Regions from separate parts of the Homo sapiens genome. Here region 2 is linked to region 1. A link is an interaction called in ENCODE POLR2A ChIA-PET data of the cell type or tissue named here. Cell type or tissue: PC-9. All regions are shown on one strand. Each heading gives the region's core, and the rest is flanking DNA. Links, peaks and the distances in the headings are about the cores only.

Region 1 (5,385 bases), core at 277-5,276:
TTGGCCTGGTAGGCTGCACTCAGCTCAAACTGTAGCCTGGATTCCACGCCTCCACGGGAGACTGTGAGTCAGGCATGGAGCTGCAAGTGGTGTGTGAGTGAGCGCGGGGTCCAGCCACTGCATAGTCAGACACACCAGCTGCTGCTGTGGGGCAGGCAGCTCCAGGTGCCAGCATGGGCACCAGCTCTCTGTGAGGCTACAGCTGGACCAGGTGCACTGCAAGTCCCTGGCTGGCACTGGGGAATGCGGTGGCTCCCAGAAGCTTGGAGATGCCAGGAACTACAGGGGCCCAAAGAGGGGGTCACAGCCCTGGCTCAGGGAGCTCCCAGGTCTGGGCTCCCTGAAGGGCTGCAGCTCTTCTTTCCTACTCTTCACCCACAATGTGGAGAAAAAGGGCCATGTCTCAGCCCTGTTTGTGTTACAACTCTTTTAGCTTCACCATTCGGCGGGTCCTGAGTTCTTGTCCTGTGACCAGGAAGAATGAGGTACACAGACAAATGAAGCACAGAGCAAGAAGAGGAGCTTTGTTGTAGCATTAGTTCATGCAGAAATATTTATATTTAAAAAATTAATTTTTCACAAAACTTTCCAGGTACACTTTCTTCCCCTGAAAGTATACACTTTGACTCTGCTCAGGCAGCAAGAACAACTGGAGTGGAGTAAAAGTGGGAGAGGAGCAAAATACAGGTGGTCCTGACTTACTATGGCTCAACTTAATTTTTCTACTTTACAATGGTGCAGAAGTGATATACACGTTCAGTATGAACTTTAAGCACACAGGCAACCATTCTGTTTTTCACTTTCAGTACAGTATTTAATAAAATACATGAGATATTCAATACTTCATTGTAAAATAGGCATTGTGTTAGGTGATTGTGCCTAACAGCAGGCTAATGTAAATGTTCTGAGCATATTTAAGGTAAGGTAGGGTAAGCTATGATTTTTTTGTAGGTTAGGGGTGTTAAATGCATTTTTGACTTAGGATATTTTCAAACTTATGATGGGTTTATTGGGTTGGAGCCCCATGGTAAGTCAAAGAGCATCTGTTCAAGCAAACAGGCCATGAAGTTGCCCCATATTTTCCAAAGCAGGGGAGTCGCTCACCAGTTGGTATAATTTGGATTTTTGTCCCCTCTTAATTTCTTGTGGAAATGGATTCCCACTGTGGAGGTGGGGCCTAATGAGAGGTGTTTGGATCGTGGGTGTGGATCCTTCATGAAGGGCTTGGTACTCTCTGCAGTAATGAGTGAGTTCTCACTCTGTTAGCTCACATGAGAGCTGGTTGTTAAAGCCCATTTGGCATCTCTCTTGCTCCATCTCTTGCCACGTGCCATGCCTGCTCCTTCTTTGCTTTCCACCATGAGTAAAAGCTTCCTGAGGCCTCACTGGAAGCCAAGCAGATGCTGGAGCCAGGCTTGCACAGCCTGCAGAACCATGAGCCAAATAAACCTTATAAATTACCCTACCTCAGGTGTTCCTTTATAACAACCCAAAATGGATTAATACACCAGTATAGAGGATAGTCAGGGAGAGCCTTCTGGTGTTTTGGGATTAATCACTTCAGAAATAAAACAATTTTCAGTGAATCACTGTGGTTTATCATTGATTTTTTATTTTTATTATATTATTAACTATATCCATGTATTATTATATTAAAAAGCTGGGCAACTCTTTCCTGCTCAGAGCTCATTCCTTTGGTGTTTTTTAATTTATTTTTTTGTTTGTTTGTTTTTAGAGATAGAGTCTTGCTCTGTCACCCAGGCTGGAGTGCAGTGGTGGTGATCATAGCTCATTCCTTTGCTGTATACAGTATAAAAACCATATGGCAAGTACTTCTAGTATATATATAGCTCTTTCTAACTGCTTGCTCCCTGCAACAGTTACTCACAATAAGCTTGAGCCCAATAAAATTGCTTTTCACAAGTCTCAAGTCTAAATACAATCAGGGTCTTGTTCCTTGGCAAGACTCAGCTCTCTAATTTATCCAACAACTATGACACTCAATCAGTCACTCGTCTCCCCTAAAGGGCTATCCTCTCTAATTTCCAGCTCTTTCACCTGTGCTACTTCCTCTTCTCACTCCCCTTACTGCTAGCCTGGCTTCTCCTCCTCACCCTTCAGCTTCTCCTTAAGGCAGCCCTGACACCCCACACCTGAGTTACGCTTCCCTTTCTGCAGCTCCAAGAATCGTATACTCCTCCCATCACAGGATTCTTCACATTGTATTGTTACTGCTTCTCCTCCTCCACTATGAGACTGTACTGTGAGGGCAGAAATCAGATTATGACTATTCACAGTTGAGAGCAGATAGTAGGTGAACAACAAAAATTTGTTAAATGAGAAAAATGAATAAGTGATTTTTCTCATCAGTGAAGACAGAGTTGGACTAAATCATGTCTAAATCAATCCACTTTTAAATGATATGATTTCATTTACTGTATCACTCCATAGGGTTGGGATGAGGATTTCATAGCTGAAAACAACGTGTGGATCTGTTGAGGGCCACCAGATGTAGCCTGTTCATTTGAGGACATCTGCCTATTTTTAAAGTCATCTGATTCATTTATTGTGTGTTTAATCTGAGGTGTGGGAGGTGGCAGGTTGTGGAATGAACAGGTTAGAGGCATGATGTTTTGCCTTTTGTTTGCTCTGAGTGTCTTTTGGAAAAACAGGAACTTCTTCATTGCAGTAAGCTCTTTTACTTCTCTCTGGCTCCAGTTCTTGCAGGCCTGGACATTCATCCTCTCTAATAACCCTCTGCCACTACTGGTGGTTGGACTGGCTCTGCATATGGTAGCCATGATCATGTGGTCACAGGTGCCCCCATGCTGCTCCTTTGAAGGCTCATATGCCTGTACTATGCTGCCTGATTTTTCTAGTATGCTTTTTCCTTTTAACTTGATCTCAAGCATTTTGATATATCCAGCTTTGTTTAACCAAAGGCATACTTTTTTTTTTTTTTTTTTTTTTTTTTTTTTTTTTTTTTTTGAGACAGAGTCTCTCTCTGTCACCCAGGCTGGAGCGCAGTGGCACAATCTTGGCTCACTGCAAGCTCTGCCTCCCAGGTTCATGCCATTCTCCTGCCTCAGCCTCCTGAGTAGCTATACTCAGGAGTCCTGGCAGGACTATAGGCACCTGCCACCACACCTGACTAATTTTTTGTATTTTTAGTAGAGATGGGGTTTCACCGTGTTAGCTAGGATGGTCTCGACCTCCTGACATCGTGATCTGCCTGCCTCGGCATCCCAAAGTGCTGGGATTATAGGCGTGAGCCACCGCACCTGGCCAGCATTCTTGATAACTATTATTAGACAACTGATTTAATAATGCTCTTTCACATTAAAAATGAACCTAATACGAAATTTTGCCTTTTACTTTTGGCAATTCCTATTGCTGCTCTTTCCCTTGCCAAGATAATGGAATAAGCCTAAAACAAGATACTGACGTAGAACTGCTAAGTGAATGATCTAATCATTATTTGAAGGAAATTGCTTTTTAATCTCTACATATGTGAGACTAGAAAGAATTTCAGCTCAAGTTCTTGATAGCTCAGTTCCATCTGATGTCCAGCTTCTAAGAACGGAGTTATTTTCTGTGAACTTCAGGGGCTTTGGAGGGCATATGACATTAAAACAATTGGGTGTCTTTAGTAACTTTGTTCATTACCACCTCCCTAAGTTAGGAGAAGCATCCATCAAGCTGCACACACCGGCTCACCTGTTTAAGATCAGAGCACTGCAAAGGCTTGTAGGCTTTTTACTACAGCAAGAACCCCTGGGCCTGGAGTAATTTCTGTCTCCAATAATAATGGTAGCCACTCAAATATGGGACCCTCATGGGAATGGAGAATGTTGGATTAAGGGGTGACAATAGAGCCCATCAGGTACCAGTCTCCTTGGTCCTACCCTGTATCACCTTGGATGACACTTCTCTGGCTGAACTCCTTGATGAAGCACAAATGGTTTTAAGAACTAGAACTTAGGTGTCCAGAAAATAGCAATCAATTTCCTTGGCTCCCCATAAGCCTTAAGGCATTGACTGGGAACCACTGGGAGATTTTGTGTCGCAGGACCATGTGAATATCCTAGAAAAGCATAGACCCAAGGGTTGCCTAGGACAATAATAACAGTCACTTATATATCACACTCAAGAACTATTTTAAGTCTTTTCTGCTATAGTAACTCCTCAAAATAGCTCTATGAGGTAGTTATTTTACAGCTGAGGAAACCAAGGGTTAGGAAGGGTGAGTATCCTGAAGAGCACCCCACTTTTGTGTGCCTTTGCCAGAATTCACAACCAGGCTGTCAATTTCAAGTCCCCTGTCTTTACTAGGACCCCTGATCTGCCTCCCTAACTCTCATCCCACCAGGCCTGCTTACATTTACCCGAAAATCCTGCTGCAGAATGTCAACTAATCTATGTAAGGTTGTAATGGAAGGTGAGATGCATAATTTTTATCAGAGTGAAAAAAAAATTTAGGCCCTGTTTACCAGGGCCCAAACATTTGCCACAGCAGTGCTCCAGCCCCCAAACCCATGAATACTCTTTTAAAGCCCATGTTACTAGATACTGGTAACAAGATACATGTTTTAAAGCCCATGTTACTAGATACTGGTTACTAGATACATGGTACTAGATACTGTAAACAAACATTTGTCTTCAGCAGATTCTCTGGGCTTCCCTAGAAAGATGCATACATCCCATAAAATACTGAAGACAGAGACAAAATAAGCTTGGACTCAATGCTAGGTCAGAGCACATGGTTAGGTTTCTGGCTGCAATAGAATATTTCACTGTTGAAGGTCCCCAAAGAACATTTGTAGGACTCCAGATTGGAGTGATGGGACATAGGAAACCTCTCCCTCCGCCTCCTCTTTCTCCTCCTCCTCCTCTTCCTCCTCCTCCTCTTCTTCTTCCTCCTTCTCCTCCTCTTCCTCCTTCTCCTCCTCTTCCTCCTCTTCCTCCTCCCTCTCTTCCTTCTCTTCTTCCTCCTCCTCCTCCTCTTCCTCCTCCTCCTCCCAGGCCTGGGCCAGTGCCAGGAAAGTAGAGTGACCAGCAGACAGGTCCTGCATGGCCCAAGGGAGAACAGTCACCAATATCTAGGGACAGGATTCAAGAGGACAACAGAGAATGTAAAGGATAATTTTTACTTGTTAAGGCTTTTTCAGGCTTGCAGTCTGGCTTTGAAGATGGCAGTTAAGATGCTATGGGCAGGAAGAACATTAAAGTACTATGTGATGATTACACATCTCTTTTAAACGATGCTCTTGATTTGTAAAATTCTGCAGAACTTCAGAAATCTCCAAATGTCTCCAAATTCCAATTTTTCAGCATCTAAATGATATCTCCCACACTGCCTCTCACATCTGGAAAAAGCACAAAACC
Region 2 (5,385 bases), core at 248-5,247, 110 kb after region 1:
ATCTAATTTTTTGTTACAGTTGGTTGGCCAGCACTCCTTAATGGAAACAGCTGTCCATCATTTGACTTAGGGCTAGACCGTTTTTGTTCTAGGCATTAAAATAATACCAGTTACTGTTATCTAGTATGTAATAATTTTTAGAAGTTTATCCTTTCATGAAGTAAATTAATCACACAACTGAAGAGTTATGTTAAAAGAACTACATTTTTCTGTTTGTGCTTATGTTTGTTTTTTTTTTGAGACGGAGTGTTGCTCTGTTGCCCAGGCTGGAGTGCAGTGGCACGATCTCAGCTCACGGCAACCTCCACCTCCCAGGTTCAAGCGATTCTCTTGCCTCAGTCTCCTGAGTAGCTGGGACTACAGGCGCGTGCCACCACGCCCGGCTAGTTTTTTGTATTTTTAGTAGAGACGGGGTTTCACCATGTTAGCCAGGATGGTCTCCATCTCCCGACCTCGTGATCCACCCGTCTTGGCCTCCCAAAGTGCTGGGATTACAGGCATGAGCCACCGTGCCCGGCCAGTTCTTTACCACATATGTATTGATGTTCAGATGGTGTTCTTTTAACAGCAGGAGGGCCATGCCAGTTTAGGAAGCATTTTCACTGGGAAGGTTTGCTGGGATCTTATTAGGTATTTTGTTTGGTTTACATCTACGGAATAATTTTGTATTTATTGTAGAACCATTTTCTTTAGTAATAGAAGTCAAGTCAGTGCTAAAAAAGTTAACATGATTTAAGAGCTTTCTGTGTTAACTTTAGAATACTATGAAACTTTTTGTTAGCGTTACTTAACATTTAAAATTGAGCACTTCATTTCCCTACCATTTGATAGCCTTCCCCATCTCTATAAATGGCACTCTTATTAATGCAGTTGCTCAACCAAAAATGTGGGAGGTATTAATTCTTCTCCCTCATTATCATCTTCCACATCCAATTTATCGGCGTAGTTCCCCTTTACCTCCAAAAACACTGGGCAAATTCTCCCATCTAACCTAATAGCCCCTAACTCCTGCACTCTTTGGTCACCCTATAATCCATTCTTATCCACCACTAGGCTAATCCTTTTAAAAGGTGAATCATGTCATATTCACCCCAGCTTAAAACATAATGGCTTCCCATTGCACTTGGTATAAAATCCAGGCTCCTTGGGGTAGTCTGTAAGCCTTACATGATCTCATTTCTGCCTACCTCTGACCTTATCGTGTTCTTACTGTCCCCACCCCGCCCCCATACTTTTAAGTACCTACCACATTGGCCTGCCTTCTGTTCTGTCCCTTATGCCAAAGCATTTCCTGTCTCCTTGTCATTTAGGTCTTGCTCACATGTCACCTTCTCAAAGAAGTCTTCCTGGCCCCCTCTAGCCCATCATTCTCTTACATTTTCATAGCATCTATCTTGATCTGAAATTAATATATTTTTTTTCTTCCTTCTTCAGCCCTTATTAGTCCTTTGAAAATAGAGACCATGTCATTCTATTTACTTTCTCATCCTCAGTGTCTGAAGTAGGTACAGAGTATGTATTTGTGAATGAAGTATTTATAAAATAACAGTTGATTTGAATTTATGCTATATCATCCAATTTTCTGGTGAAGGTTCAAAATGGCCTGTTTAGTAGAAAGTAAAATGAAGAGGACAGTAAGCTAGCAAAACTAGAATCATTATAAATCCTTTTGACTACATTGTTAGAAATACTTTCTTAAAAAGCTCTGCTTTAAAAACATTTTCCCATTAAACAACATGTACATATACCCCTATAAGTAGACCTAAACATGCTCTGTATTCTTCTGTAAACTTGTTGGGTGTTAGTAGATAGTTAATAAATGGTGTTTCTTGGCTAATTACCTGCGAGTTTGCCTAGATAACTTAGATGCGTTAGCTATATTCTAAAACGATACTCTTAAGGTTCTCCAAAGATTTTTAGAGTTCATACTTCGTTTCTAATTAAGCAGTTCAGACATTTTTGTATTTTAAATGGTATTTGTTTTCAGAGAAGGCATTCTAAGTAAAGGTAGGTTTTTAAAGTACTATAATTAGAGAACATAGCTGAAGCTTTAAAATTATAAATATTTAATTATTGTCCAGAACTGGAGCTGTATTTGTACAAAGAACATTTTCAGTATACTTTTAGACCAAGATACAGAGTTAAATAGCTTAGAGACATTTCCATTTTGCTTTTGACTCTTCGTCTTCTCAGAAAAAGAAAATAACTTGCCTTCTAGTAATTTTAAATCTGATAAAGAATGCATCATTAAGTACCTGAACAGTAAGGGTCAAACTGTGGAGAAATAAAACTATGAATCAGACTTACAAACTTGTGCTATAAGATCCACACCATTTTTCAAGTTTTACTTCATCGTGTGTGCTTTTCTTCTATCTCACTACTTAGTCCCACTAAAGAAGTTGGAGTTATTTACATTGTAAACTGGACATTTTCATTTTTACATACATCTTGGGTGTGTTTTTAGGTAGAGGTGTCTTTTTCTTCAGTTTCATAAGTAGTTGAGGTAGTGGTCATATTTATTACTACAGACTCATTCATAAATATATTTGTTTTTGCATTTTAGTGAATTGACATAAATTTCATTGCTGCAGATTCTGTATTAGCTATCTTGCTTAGCTACTTCTTAAATTTTATTAAAGTGGGATCAGTCCCTGGATTCTAACCTTAATAAGCCCTGACATATACTTCTAGCTTTTGATGAGTCTTCCCTGTACCTTTTAGTATATCACTATCTGTTGTACTTAAGGAAAACAGCTCCAAGTCTCCTGCTTGACTTAAACTCTCAGATCACTTGTTACTATAAAGATTTACCTCCAAGGTTGTCTGTGTGCTGCATTAGGGGCTATTTTTATAGAGTTGCAAGTATGCTACCATTGGCAAGGAAACAGCACATTCATTCAGAATCATCAATGGAAATATATTCATCTTAGGATTCTTGTACTAAGCTATGAAGATTCTTGAGGATAGAGCCAAGTTTTACTGAGATTGAGACTGTGTACCCAAAGACAGCATTGGCTTTCCTGAACTTGAGATCAAAGCTAAACAGGAAAAATGATTTATGTTCACAGTGATCACTCATGAAAAATGGTCTGCAAAGATTTATTCCGCCATTGCCATGATTCACCCTGTATCTTAAACCTCAAGGCACTGTTATTCCTACTCTTGAAATTGGGCAGATACACATTATTCTTCCACTTTATTTTTTATTGGTAAAATGTTTGAATTTATTTCCATGTTTTAACCATATTAAAAGTATAATGAACACTCACTTTTTACTTTTTCTTTCTTAAAAGCAGATAAATTTTTTACATGGTGGCTCTTACCCAAGTTCATGGAAAAGAAATTTGTGCTAAGGAAGACCTCTTCGTATTTTAAACTCATAAGGATTTGATGTTTAAGAATTTATTTTCCAGTTAGGTGGGTGATTTGACAAAGGGAGATTACAAAACAGGATTTTTTTTTACTTTGCTGCTTTACTTTGCTGCCACCGCCGTTGCTGTCATCCAGGTTTTCATAGTGTCACTGTGAAGGCTAAAAGTGATCATCCTCAGTACCTCATTGTACAAGTAAAGTAGTCATGTTAAGTCATTGACTTTTGGAACATACCACATTGAGATATTAGCAGTACCAAATTCTGCTGTCTTTCAGTTCATTCCTTTCTGTTGTGTGTGCCCATTAGGCAGCTGCTTCTCTCTCTCTTCGCCTGGATGAAGGACTGTTCCCCAAAACCAAATGAAATACTTTTCCAACCTAGAGGCCTTGTAGTAGATTTAGTGTGCTTGTATGTAAAATTTAACGCTCTCCTGTGGTTTTAAGATACTGAACTCTGAAAATATCTTAGATACTTATTTTTTATTTGGTATAGCCAGGAAAAGAAACTGGTTAATAGCAAACAAGAAATATAGTTTCTCTGGTTTTGAAATAACTTCAAGCCTTTTCTGTTGTGATTTATAGTCTACTCATCGGTGTTTTCTAACAGAAGTGTATTTCTTTACATAGGTTACTCACTATAAACAATATCCACCCAACACAAGCAAAGTTTATTCCTACTTTGAATGCCGTGAAAAGAAGACAGAAAACTCCAAATTAAGGAAGGTGAAATATGAGGAAACAGTATTTTATGGGTTGCAGTACATTCTTAATAAGTACTTAAAAGGTATTACTTTTCCTAGTATATTTTAAACACTGCTTATTACTCTTAACTCCTTTAGGAGTTCTTTTAGAATTTTTAACAAATCTGTTAATTTGGATGCATTAAATCATATAATTTGGTGTGTGTTTGATGTTCTAAGTATGAGAAAAGTTTTCTGAAATAAAAGGTTTTTTTTTTTTTTTGGAAACCGAGTTTCGCTCTTGTTGGCCAGGCTGGAGTGCAATGGCATGATCTCAACTCAGCGCAACCTCCGCCTCCTGGTTTCAGGCAATTCTCCTGCCTCTGCCTCCCGAGTAGATGGGATTACAGGCATGCACCACCACACCCAACTAATTTTGTGTTTTTAGTGAAGACGGGCTTTCTCCATGTTGGTCAGGCTGGTCTTGAACTCTCGACCTCAGGTGATCCACCTGTCTCGGCCCACCAAAGTGCTGTGATTACAGGCGTGAGCCACCACTCCTGGCCGAACTAAAAGTTTTGAAATAAGTTTAGAAAAGTCATTAATTTTTGGAGGCTAATCTTGTTTGTTATACTTTAGTCATTAATTCAAAGTAAAGGAGTTGTTAATGAACTGGAAACTCCTTTTGAATTATGGTAGCAATCAGAATATTTTTATATTAGCCAGTTTTACCTTGAAGACCTATTTTTAAAAACTACCTGTGTCTCTGGACTTAGTTGCAAATGCATATTAAAACAAAAATCCCCCAATTTCTGTGCTTTCTTATTTGAAAGGCCATTTCTAGGGGGAAAACAGTTCCCAAACACATTATACATGTTGGAAAAGTTTATCTCTAACCTTTTGAATTAAACAATTTCAGAATTGAAAACAGTAAGGTGAATTTTAGGCCAATAACTCTTTTCTATAATCTTGACTCTTTTAAGATTAGGCAGTTCAGATAGTCTTATACTACTGAAAACCTAGCTAGATATCAGAAGTAATTATTAGTGGCAAGAATACCAAAGTTAATACCAAAGTTTTTTTGTTTTGTTTTGTTTTTAGACAGGGTCTCACTCAGTCACCCAGGCTGGAGTGCAGTGGTGCAATCTTGGCTCACTGCAACCTCTGCCTCCCAGGCTCCAGAGATCCTTCCTGCTCAGCCTCTCAAGTAACTGGGACCACAGGCTCGCACCACCATGCCTGGCTACTTTTTTATAGTGACAGGGTCTCACCATGTTGACCAGGCTGGTCTCAAACTTTTGAGCTCTCAAGCGACCCGCCCGCCTTGGCCTCC

Evidence for each region. ChIA-PET counts read pairs that join two places held together with the same protein. Peaks named below come from ENCODE experiments on the same cell type or tissue, not always from the same donor. Only the 100,000 strongest peaks of a DNase experiment are listed, where the experiment ranks them.
Region 2: POLR2A ChIA-PET joins it to region 1 with 7 read pairs; 8 of 35 experiments call an interaction of 5 or more read pairs at or near these places.

The regions. Positions count from the first base shown.
Region 1 is chr7:106,381,899-106,387,283 of GRCh38, reverse strand. No RefSeq gene overlaps it. Among named protein-coding and RNA genes, the nearest start is that of NAMPT-AS1, 99 kb to the right of the region's middle. In PC-9, for the core only: no CTCF peak of the experiment used is centred there; no DNase peak of the experiment used is centred there; H3K27ac peaks cover 624 bases.
Region 2 is chr7:106,275,794-106,281,178 of GRCh38, reverse strand. It overlaps NAMPT (nicotinamide phosphoribosyltransferase), which reads left to right. Exons shown (of 11, transcript NM_005746.3): 2 at 4,000-4,156. Among named protein-coding and RNA genes, the nearest start is that of NAMPT, 6.5 kb to the left of the region's middle. In PC-9, for the core only: no CTCF peak of the experiment used is centred there; no DNase peak of the experiment used is centred there; H3K4me3 peaks cover 2,845 bases; H3K27ac peaks cover 3,108 bases.